2 separate regions of the Mus musculus genome follow, and region 1 is linked to region 2. Evidence: chromatin contacts called from ENCODE Hi-C or POLR2A ChIA-PET data. All regions are on one chromosome and are shown on one strand. Each heading gives the region's core, a stretch centred on a gene start or an enhancer-like site at or near the end of the contact. The rest is flanking DNA. Distances are from core to core; before and after follow the strand shown. Region 1 overlaps Rnf144b (ring finger protein 144B). Region 2 holds the start of Rnf144b (ring finger protein 144B).

Region 1 (5,448 bases), core at 524-3,023, 51 kb after region 2:
CAAAGAACATACCCCTGTTCTTTGCTCTTGCAAAACATGGGAGGAGTTTCCTACAAGCAGTTAGAGCATATTAAGCATCAAAGCAGAGTCTCCAATGCTGTGGGCTCCTGCAGGGCCTCAGATCCCTCAGTACATGCCATTGTGTGTTTATGTGGCAGGTTCAAAGAGAATCGTGGTTTGTTTTTTAATAGTGTTTTGTGTTTATCAAAGGCTACGCTTCCTTTGAAGAAACCAATGCTCACATCCTAACGATGATCATTATTAATGCCCCTGTGAGACTGTTGAGGAAGCCCCAATAGAGAACGAGCCAACAGCCACAGCTCAGAGTTTAGAGTTTATGGTTCAGCTTGTGTTAACATTTGGTTTGCTCTCACCCTCGATGTAGTCCTTTGTAGTTTGTGTCCAGCGATGTCATTGCTAAAATTGCCTGAGACAGTATCCTAGCCATTCACCTAACAGATTATCATAGCCTGGGTGACTGAAACAGCTGAGATGATTCATCCTTGTCCTGGCTGCTGGCAGTCTGAGGACCAGGTATCAGCGTGGGCAGGGTCTGCGAATGGGTCCTTGTGTTGGTTGCTTGTCTCAGGACTTAGAGAAGCAGGGGCATAATTTGGCTCATGGTTTGAAGGGATACAGTCTGTCCTGACCGCGAGGGCATGGCAGAGTTCATGGTGGTAGGAACTTGAGGTCGGGACTCCTCATGTCTCAGCAGAACAGGAGTCAGGGAGAGAGGATAGGATAGCATTGGTCTGCCTTTCTTCTTTTTAAAATTTTGTTATTCAGTCAGTCCAATGCCCAGCTTATGGAACATCATCACGAGTCTTCCCTCCCCAGTTAGCCCTGCCTGGAAATGTCCCCCTCCACGCAGAGGTGTGCCTCTTAGATGACTCTGAATCCAGAACAGTTGGCCGTGAAGGTTACACTCACAGCATTCTTCCCAGTTCATAGATGACAGCTTTCTCACCGTGTTCTCCCATGCTAGAAAGCTAAGAATGGAGGCAAGCTCTTGGGCTCCCAAGTGTCACCAGGGTCTCACAGTGTCACCCAGGGCTCCCCACTCCAAGTGCCATCGCACTGAGTATTAGGGTTTCGACAGGCATGGCAGGGTGGGCACAGCATCCAGACTGTAGAGGCTGTTGTTACACTTGGGGGAATGTATACATCTCAGATGACATACCTGCTGACATAGGGTTTTCTCTTCAATTTCCAGGTAGTGGGGATCCTTGTGGGATTAGGTGTCATTGCCTTGGTGACCTCACCCTTGCTGCTCCTGGCCTCTCCCTGTATAATCTGCTGTGTCTGCAAGTCCTGTCGCGGCAAGAAGAAAAAGCATGATCCATCCACAACCTAAAGTCACCTGCGCAGACATCCGGGTCACATGAGACAGCACATTGGTAAAAGCCCCACTTAGCAGCCTTGCCTCCTTCTCCTTGCCAAACTTTGGAAGTGCCTCTGCCCAGACTTTGAACCTACCTGAAAGCATTCGGTGTTGGAAAAGGCCACGCACCGGGGCATGAGTGTGCCTGTGTATCAAGAAGCAGCCCCACAGTCCGGACTGTGTCTGTGGAGCAGGTTGGGAACTTTGCTTTAGCCTGGGAGACTCTAAAACATCACCATCTTACCCTCCAAAGGATCCCACCAGGCTGCTCATCTTCCATCCAAACCAAGGAGCCTGGGTGAATACTCACTGTAGTCATGGCGGTATTGCCGCACTTGGCAGCATTGCAAACTGAGCAAACGTCTGTGTTGGTTCCACTGCCACAAGACACATGGCAGAGGCCCAGAGCCGGAGGGAAGGATGATACTGCATAATAACACGTTCTGTGAGCAGTGGAGCCGCTGCTTATCTCAGGAGCTGACACACTGACTGGCATGCCTATGCTGGCTACCGCGTGTGCACTTCTTAGCGTTTCCACAGTGACTTGGCAGAAACATAGCAGCTCTCTCCCCGTGTGATCTCATCTCCAGGCAGGAGAAACTGCCGTTCAGAGGGAGTTGTCCCTTCCCAGGAAGAGGTTGTAACTTGTAAGGCAACATGGCCTCATTCAGTGTCTGTTGTTTGGCAGATGTTATTCTTCTAAGGTGAACCAGTGTTCACCGCTCACAGTCAGCCAGCAGCTGTGGTCTCTAAAAAGCGTTTTCTACGGGATGAAAGGGGAAAGCTCCAAAGCTTTCCTTGTAGACAGCAGGGTCCTTTCTTGGGCTCTGTGGTCATATTCCCAACAGATCAGGAGTTGGACCAGACAGTGTGCATCAACAGTAGACACTGTAGTCCATTCACACATATAGAGCCCATGTGACTCCAGCTGGGCACATGTGTAGATATTTAATGGATAACACAAAATAAGATTATTTTAAAAGACCTTTTCCCTTTCTAGGACTAAAATGATATATTTATCAGCATAAGAGGGGTTTTTTTTTGGGGGGGGTTGGTTTTATTTACTTAGTACACATGTGAATTTTTGTTATAAAGTTCCTAACTTACTCAAGAGGGTAGACTCAAAAGTCTTTTACAACAACCCCTAGTGCGGTTTTATGCCTCTGTAAAGTGATATTCAGGTTATTTACATACTTTCAGACACAATGTAGAGCAGCTCTTCACTCAGCCTAATTTAGTCTTGGTCTCCCAGGAGCTGTCCAGACAATCTGAGTACTTTCTGTGCTCTCAAGAATTTCGTGTGACAACAAGCAATCGGATGGAAACAGTTCAGGTGTCTTCAGTTGCTGGGATTTGTGTCACCTCAGTGTGATACATCCTGCCTGTTATACAATTAATCAGCAAATAGGTTTTGAAAAGATGAGCATATTTTTCCTCTAGCAGTATACAGTTGCCATTAGCAAAGCAGCCCGGTGCTTCATAAGAACTGTGTGTGTTCCACGTTAACAGAGACCTCTCCTGGAAGCCGGGGAGAGTATTCAGGGCCTGTTCTGTTTCCCCCGGTAACTAGGTGACTAGATTGTTAAACTGCTGCTATTTTAGATCTGTTATCAAAGACCTGTTATCATCAGCCTTGCCTCTGCAGTGCAATGTATCCCTAAGTGGAGATGTCTATATGCAAGGGATCACATGTGCGGTGGAATGTATCCTAAGTGGGCATGTATGTATTCAGGGGATCACATGTGCGGTGGAATGTATCCTAAGTGGGCATGTATATATTCAGGGGATCACATGTGTACATTAGCATCTGATGTCTGTACAGAACATTCCCTGGCCACGTGCTTTTTTTAGTCACAGTTTGTATAAAACATAGAACTCTAGAAAACTTCTGAATGGCAACCAGCCCAAATCCTTTCAATCATTTATTAGAAAATCTTCCATATAAAGTGGCTCCGTCTTCTGGTGAATGTCTTCAGTTACAGCAGGAAAAACAAACCTCTCTTTTGAAAGGGTATTTCATATTAGTCTGAATATAAATGACATCTGAGTGGCGGACCTGCACACATAGTCACCTTCCTCCCTTGAGGCGAGGGGCATTTGTCACAGCTCAGGGGATTACAGGAGCTCAACTGAAATTGGATTTCTCTGCACGGATGTCAACAGTGACACCAAGCACCACCCTCAGTAAATTTTCCAGGCCTGCCTGGTTCTAAGTGGGGCCGATTTCATGTAACCTGAAATGCTGTTATCTCCGAAGTAGAAGCTGCTGTGAGTGGATTTAGAGTAAAGACGGAGGCAAATGCCTGGGCGATTTCCCCGGCGAAACTGAGGGAAATCGCCTTCTCAGAGATTTTTTATAAAAGCATTTGTTTTGAATTTATTTTTCAGCTTGGGGCGGCGGGTGGGGGGGGGGGTTGTTTGTCAAACTGATTTTACATAACTGGATTTTTTTTTTAATGTTGCAAAGTGCCTGAATAATGGTGTCTTTTTCATCATATAGCAAAATGTGTGTGAGAGAGTGTGTCAGAATCTACTTTGGTAGATGGAACCCAAGTGTCTGTAGCTCTGGCTCATCGCAGGGCGCAATACCAGCCCAACTGACTTTGTTTACAAAGATACAAGGTGGCAACTGTGCCGGGAAAGGCCGGTGTCCTGGTGTCCTCGTTTTGGGTAATTAGCCCCTGACGGCTTTACTTACCTGTCCCTCAGCTTCCTCCTCCTGCTTCAGGAAGGGTTCCTATAGCAAGCGTTTGGCTGTGACAAAGCCCACCAGGTTCACACCTGGGTGTAACAACCCACCTTCCAGAAATCTCACTGGATGCAAAGGTACAGCTTCCAGAGCCTGCCGCTGGGGTTCTCCTCTTAGAACAAGTTAGAGAAGAGAGGAAGAAAGCCATTATGAAAGCAAATGTTAGATAGCGTCTTAGCCACCCTGTTTGTTCACAGTGTGGGTATTTGTTCTGGACTTGAAATCTGTACTTTGAAAGTGGCCTTTGGAAAGCAAATAAGTCGGCTTGGATTTTCTTGTTGTCTGCAGCACAAAATAATCTTCCCCGTCCAAGTGGAAAATTCTCATTGATTTTTTTTTTTTTTTGGATGTACAAAACTGTTTCTTGGAACGCCAAATTTCCTCTTTGAAATGACTCAATAACTAAGTGTGTGCTGCTTTCGCCTCCTGCGCCCACTGCTCCTGAACAACCTATCTCTCTGTCGGTGAAGAGATGCCTTTGTGGATGTGAACATCTGGCTGTGAGACCACAGGAATGCCTTAGAGGAATGGCACTTTGTAAAGCTGTCTGAATTGATATCTACAGGCTATCACACCTCCTGTTGGTTCACGATCCAGGAAGTTTTGTTGTGTGCTTACTTAAATTTACTGTCGCATTATATAGATTTCCAAGTCTTTGGGAAGAAAATTAACTGTTTTAGTCTCTTTAGCCCCAATAAATGTGAGCAGGAAACCAAACGTGTTAGCCTTTGTTCTGTACAGAGTTCGGTTTTAGTCTCTAAGAAACAACTAAATCACTCTGAAACCCCAGGCTCGGGATTTACGAATACAACCCAAATTTACGTGTTGGTAGTGATTCTTGGTATCACGTTTCTTGAAGAAACAGAAGTGCAATGCTGAGTGCAGACTTCATCCTTCTGTGTGGGGTGGTCCACGTCAGCACCACACAGGGGTTGACCATCACCCAGAGGCACGATCAGCAGTGACATATCTTTGGCCATTCTAAACAACCACCCCACAAAACACAGCTTTGTGTCAAAGGAGAGCTCAGGAGAAACGAGGCATAGACTGAGCACTAAGATCAGTCCTAACCTTCATAAAATCTCTTAGAAGGCTACGTTTGCTTGTTATGAGTTTTAAAGAAACGAATTCCAGGAGAGCAGTATCTTCTGACCATCACCTTGCCATTAGTATTCAAGGCAGGACTCCCCTGTGGCCGAGGGCCAGAACTTGGGCAACAGCTGGGTCTTGTGTCTCTGCGGGTCTGAAGGCTCGCTTTCTTGTACTGGTGTTGCCTTTTTGCTAAGTGTTATATTCCCCTTACAGTAACACCCTGACA
Region 2 (5,360 bases), core at 132-2,631:
TTTTGATCCTATCACAGGTGTGGTCTCGCCCAGCCCCTAAATACCCTCTTTAAACTCATTTGTTTGGGTTAAAATAACTAGGACTTTGCAAGCTCAAATGTCTTCTGGTTGTATGATTTTAGGTTCCTTTTTTTGTGTTTTGTTTTTCAAGATAGGCTTTCTTTGTGTAGCCCTGGCTGTCTTAGAATTCACCCTGTAGATCAGGTTGGCCTCGAATTCAGAGATCTGCCTCCCTGAGTGCTGGGATTAAAGGCAAGTACCACTCAGACCTTTAGGTCCCTATTGTGTATTCTACTGTCTGCAGTCCCTCTCTTCCCCTCTAGCTTTACATATAGGGGCATGCGCATGCGCACGGTGTTCTGAACTGGGCTTTCCCAGCAGCTGAGAGGTGGACTGCTTCCTTACAGCACCCGTTTACCTGTCCCAGGAAGCATCTGTGAGCCCCATTCCCTTCAGGAAGTACATCCTGACCTTAGCTGCTAAAGGAAAGGAAGGTTGCAGAAAGCCCACAGAAAAATCCCTGTGCCAGAGATCTTTCAAAACTGCAATGTTCAACAGGTTTGGGCTTGTTCTTGTGACCTGTAGGGGCTGGCAGTGAGAGTGAGGGTTTGCCATTTATTAAAAACACAGTAATAATTAAGCATCCGCTGTCATGGCGGCTTGCTACTCCTGTTTTCTGGAATAGCTGTTGGATTTCCATTAAGTGAAAATATAACTAGTTACCTTACATGTGCTTCTCACGTCTTTTATTGACAAAGCACTTGAAGTGAAATCACTGTAAGTATACTAAGGCTTCTAACTTGATTTGCCCACATCAGATGCACTTGGACAGCTAAAGTACACACTTGAGTTGAGGTGGGTCGCGCGGAGGGTGATGGTGGTGGGGGTAGGAAGGGTTTGAGGGAGGTGAGCAGGCAAGTCAAGGGCTGTTAAAAGAAGAAGAGGAAAGGTGGCCTGTGAAGACACACAGAGACTGCAAGAGCTGCAGGCCAAGCAAGGTGAAGCTTGCGGGTGAGCAGGAGGAAGCGCAGTGGGGGGTGCTGCTCACACCCGGCGCAGGATTCCTGGGGCAACGCCAGGTCCCCGACCTGAGAGCCACTGCTCTGCGCTCTGCCTGCATGGGATCGGACAGGGTTAAGGCCATCACCTGCAGTCGAAGTGCGACCCAGATGGGAAGTAGGAAGTGCGGCGCCGAGCTTCCTGTATAAATAAACGCTCTGGCTGCTGCGCGCCCCGAGCTGCTGGCTGGTTCTGCAAGGTTCCTGCCTGTCAAGACAAGGAGGCGGAGAGGGACTCCTCCTCTTCCCGAGCTGTAGGTCTGGGCGTGGAGTCCTGTGGCAATCCTGCAAAAGTGTAAAGCTGTCAGCCGGGCGGAGCACTCAGGGAGAGGGAAGAGAATGAGAGAGCCCTTCCTCCGCGGTGTGCCCGCTGCCCCGGCTGGCCCAGGCTGGACCTGCTAGAGAGACGCCAAGCAGCCTGAGGACTTCAGCTCCAGCCAGGTAGGTCTAGAAGGGGTGCTAGTGCGCAGGATACAGGCGCTGCAAGCCAAGAAGGCTGCTAGCTAAAATACGGAGAGGGACGGGACCGAGGCTACCCGGTGGTTATGGCTAAATTCTATTTCCAGGGCTTAAGCCATGCAGAACTGCATGCATTCCAATGCTTCAAACACCTGTTAACTTTATTTATTTTTAAAATAAGTGCTTTTGAAAAGGTCGAAACAAATCAGTTTACTTTCTAATAGAGTGATCTCTATAGACCTTATCATAAACTGCATATCGGATCAGTCCTCTGGTGTGTCTCCGGGAGAGACAGTTGGCTGTCTACCTTCTGTTATTTGGAAATGCACAGTAGTATGTTGACACACAAAGCTATGAATAATACGTTACGTTAACCGTGGATTCTGGGCTATACGTTATGGTGATTATTTTTTATCAGGTAATTGCTGATAAGAGAGAGAGAGGCTCTGCCCTGTTTTCAAGTTGATGTTAGAATGAAACTGATCCCGTTTTTTCACCCAGGAAGGGTATCTTGGCGAGCTCCTCCCAGGGCCCTTTCCGGGGATTCTGCTGTTAATCTTACACACACACCCCTTGCCGAATTCTCAGAAGACAGTTCTCTGTATGTTTCCACTGGTTTCTTTCTTCGCACTTTCAGCCCCAGCGACCTTATCAAAACCCGAGCTGGAACCCTTACCACGGGGCTTCTGGCTAGGCACTTCTGTCGGTTTTAGCGCAGGAGGTATGGCCTGAAGGACATGGTCCTCAGCATTTCTGAAGCAGCGGCTGAGGGGTGTCTCTGCCCAGAAGCAAAATAAATGAACTTTGAGATGACTCAGTTTTTAGGGTGTGGGCAAGAGGCAAAAGGAGCCCAGCCAGCCTTCACGGGGCTGTTGGCAGTTAAAGTATCTGCCGCAGCTTCCCCTGAGGTGAGTCTCTAGCTCTCTGCTTCCATTCACAGATGATCCCTCGCTGGGTCCCTCCTCCTCCTCACTGGCTCTTTGTAAACCTCACTCCTTTTCCTCATGGGCATCATACCCTTAAGTGTTTCCGAAACTACCTTGAACTGAAAGAGAGGGAGAAAAAAAAGGGAAAGAAATCTAAAGCAGACCCACAAACCCACTTGGAGATAGCTGTGTAATGAAGTGCAAAGCTACCAGTTTCTCCACCCCACAGCCTGCCCTTGGGCACCGCGGTTAGCATTTTCTGCTTTGCAGTGGGCATCAAGTTGGAAGTAGTGGAAGGAGGGAGAAAGGGAGGGAGGAGGGAAGGGTGGGAGGTGGGGAATGAGTTAGTTCTGTTTCTGAAGTACCTTCTAAGAGCCTTCACTCATCCAGAATGAAGAACCGCAAGATTAACGTGCGCAGGGAACGGGAAAAAGATGTCAAGTCACAGAATCCAAGTGCTTGGATTTTTTTTTTTAATTGAAAATAAACAGTAAGAGAAAACCTAAGCTAACATCTCCTGGGCCATCCCCCTAGATAACTCCAGCCTCCACTATGGCGCTGGAAGGCAGGCTTGAGTGTGGTCAAACACTGACCATTTACCCAGGGTTTTACAAATATTTACAGTCATGGATGCCAAATATCTTTGTGCTGAGCCCCGACGAATATTCTCAGCGTTCAAAAGCCCCATTCTCATGAATGGTCCCAGTGCACTGGCAGGGTTTTTTTTTTTTTTTTTTTTTTTTTTTTTCCATCCAGATTTCTAAACTAGGTCAGTGTAAGACATGTCTTTAAATCATCAGTTTTAGGATCTTAGATTATGAACCCAGTTTGTTTATTTATTTATTTATTTTGGCCAAATTGTACAAGCAAAATGGAAAGTATGCTCTCTCTAGAAAGAAAAAAAAAGAAAGAATGAAAAAACTTTATCTACCCAGCAAGATGATTTATTTAGCCTCCTGGAAAATATCTTTGTTTTCAACAGTGTGAATACTTTTAATCAGGACCAAAAAAAAAATTGTGCATTTGAAATTTCTTTCTGGAAAAATTGTTTCAATATTCCAGAAGCCTGGGATCATTTAGACACACTGGGAATTGTTTCTCCGAAGTTGATGCTAGTCTAGCCTTCTGCGCCTCCCCTGGCTCTTTTTGGTGTGGCATCGCGCTCCCCTTAGGTGGGATTCTTGGTATTTGATATCACCAGTTGAGGCAGCTGTCAGGAATCACCTGCCCTCAGAGGATGGTGCAAGAGCAAAGTCCGAACCGTTCAGGGGACTGACCCTGCTCTATGGAACTGATCATCCTGGATGTGGGGACGGGACCAGGCTACCATGCAAAGTCATGCCTGGCAATTCAAGGAGTGGCTCTCTGATGCTGCTGCCCCTCAGTCCATAGACTTTTCTTCCAGAGATTTCTGCCTGAACTTATAGACACTCCCTAGTTATGCTAAGTTACCAATGGCTTTGCTTTTGATTTATTAGGAGTGAATATGAATGAGAACCAAGCCTTTAATATATAGTCATAAAATTTGTCTATTGTCAATGACTCTTTCCAAGGTGCTAGATGCTGAGGACATAAAGCCAGGTAAAAAGTAGTGACCTCCGTTGCGAAGGAATTGTTGTCATCTTGGCAGTGAATCTCAATAGGTGGCAACTTTTTCACTTATGTTGTTTTACCAGAATACAAAAACAAAACAAAACTATTTTTCTGTTTCTCATTTCAACCATGTGCTTTCCGATACTTGATTTTTGATATTTTTCTTGATATCATCTGAGTCTTGCGTAAGTTAGAGCGCTGTGACCGCACCTGCGTTTGTTTATCTTCTGCCTTTTTGCAGTGCAGAAGTTTAAATGCAAGATCTCAAACATGATAATTTGGCTCTCTACCCCAGACCTACACCCTCAGCCTCGAACATTTAGGTTAAATGTCTTTTTTTTTAATGCATTATATTGGTGGATTGATTGTGTGTATGATGGTCAAGGACAGTTGTCAGGATCTTCCGCCTTATGGGTTCTGGGGATCGAAACTGAGTCACCAGACTTGGTAAAAAACGCCTTTCCCAGCTAAGCCTCAAATGTCTTAATTTATCTTCATCTTTCAGTAGGATGTTAATTTGTAACTTTTTTTTTTCATTTAAATTTGGCATTTGCCATTAGCTGGTCATTGAGTAGTTCCAAAGCTACCGTGTCACAGTGCATTAGTTATTAAAAAACAGAAAATGTGGCAACTGGAGAGAAAGCTCCATAGTGAAGAGAGGGTAGGACTCAGGTTTGGTTCCCAGCACGCACATGGCAACTCATGCCTTCAGGGGGGATCCGATGCCTTCTTCTGGCCTCTTATGCACCAGTCATGCCTGTGTCACATATACATGCACGCAGGTATAACAATCACACACGTTGTTAAAATGTCTTAAAAGGAAAGCAGAAACCTCTCCAATGTAAGAGTAAAAGTGACCACCATGAGATGAACAGCTTCTTGTGGGTAGCTGGATTCTTTTTTTCCTTCCTTCTTATTAAAATACTTAATCTATTTCATGTACACGGCGCCTATGAGAGTCCAGGTGCATCGTGTATGTGCAGGTGCCTTTGAAGCCCGGGAGTATCTGATCCCCTGGAGCTGGGACTGCAGATGGCTGAGTCACCTCCTGTGGGTGCTGGGATCCATGTTGGGTTTGGGGAGCTGACCCAGGTTCCTTTGCAAGAGCAGTAAGGACGTGGAACTGCTGAGCTGTCTCTCCAGTCCTCTCTTTCATGGAATTGTGGCTGAAACCATATATCCACAAGGTTTCCTGCATTCTGTGAGAGCATCTGCTGAGAAGGTCCCCACCCAGCTTCCTTCTCTACCCAGGGGCTGGGTTATCACCTCGGTATCCCATCTCCTAACAGGTATGGAATTGGGTTCACTGCAGTTTGACTTTCTT

The links. A loop is a pair of places that touch in the nucleus more often than their neighbours do. ChIA-PET counts read pairs that join two places held with the same protein, here RNA polymerase II (POLR2A).
Region 1: a map of heart shows a loop between it and region 2 (1.9-fold over the local background). The contact joins the enhancer-like site here to the promoter of Rnf144b in region 2. A Hi-C loop is called at or near these places in 1 of 37 maps with a recorded cell type or tissue (heart). POLR2A ChIA-PET finds 5 or more read pairs at or near these places in 2 of 5 experiments (Patski and embryonic stem cell).

The regions. Positions count from the first base shown.
Region 1 is chr13:47,243,148-47,248,595 of GRCm38, forward strand. Rnf144b (ring finger protein 144B) reads left to right here. Exons shown (of 8, transcript NM_001170643.1): 8 at 1,214-4,844. The coding sequence ends at 1,354. Among named protein-coding and RNA genes, the nearest start is that of Gm52039, 8.3 kb to the left of the region's middle. Within about 2 kb of position 1,774, at least 3 of the 3 ENCODE cell types and tissues checked have a DNase peak (open chromatin) inside an H3K27ac peak, as active enhancers do; they include heart, where a contact is called at or near this core.
Region 2 is chr13:47,192,622-47,197,981 of GRCm38, forward strand. Rnf144b (ring finger protein 144B) reads left to right here and starts at 1,382. Exons shown (of 8, transcript NM_001170643.1): 1 at 1,382-1,499.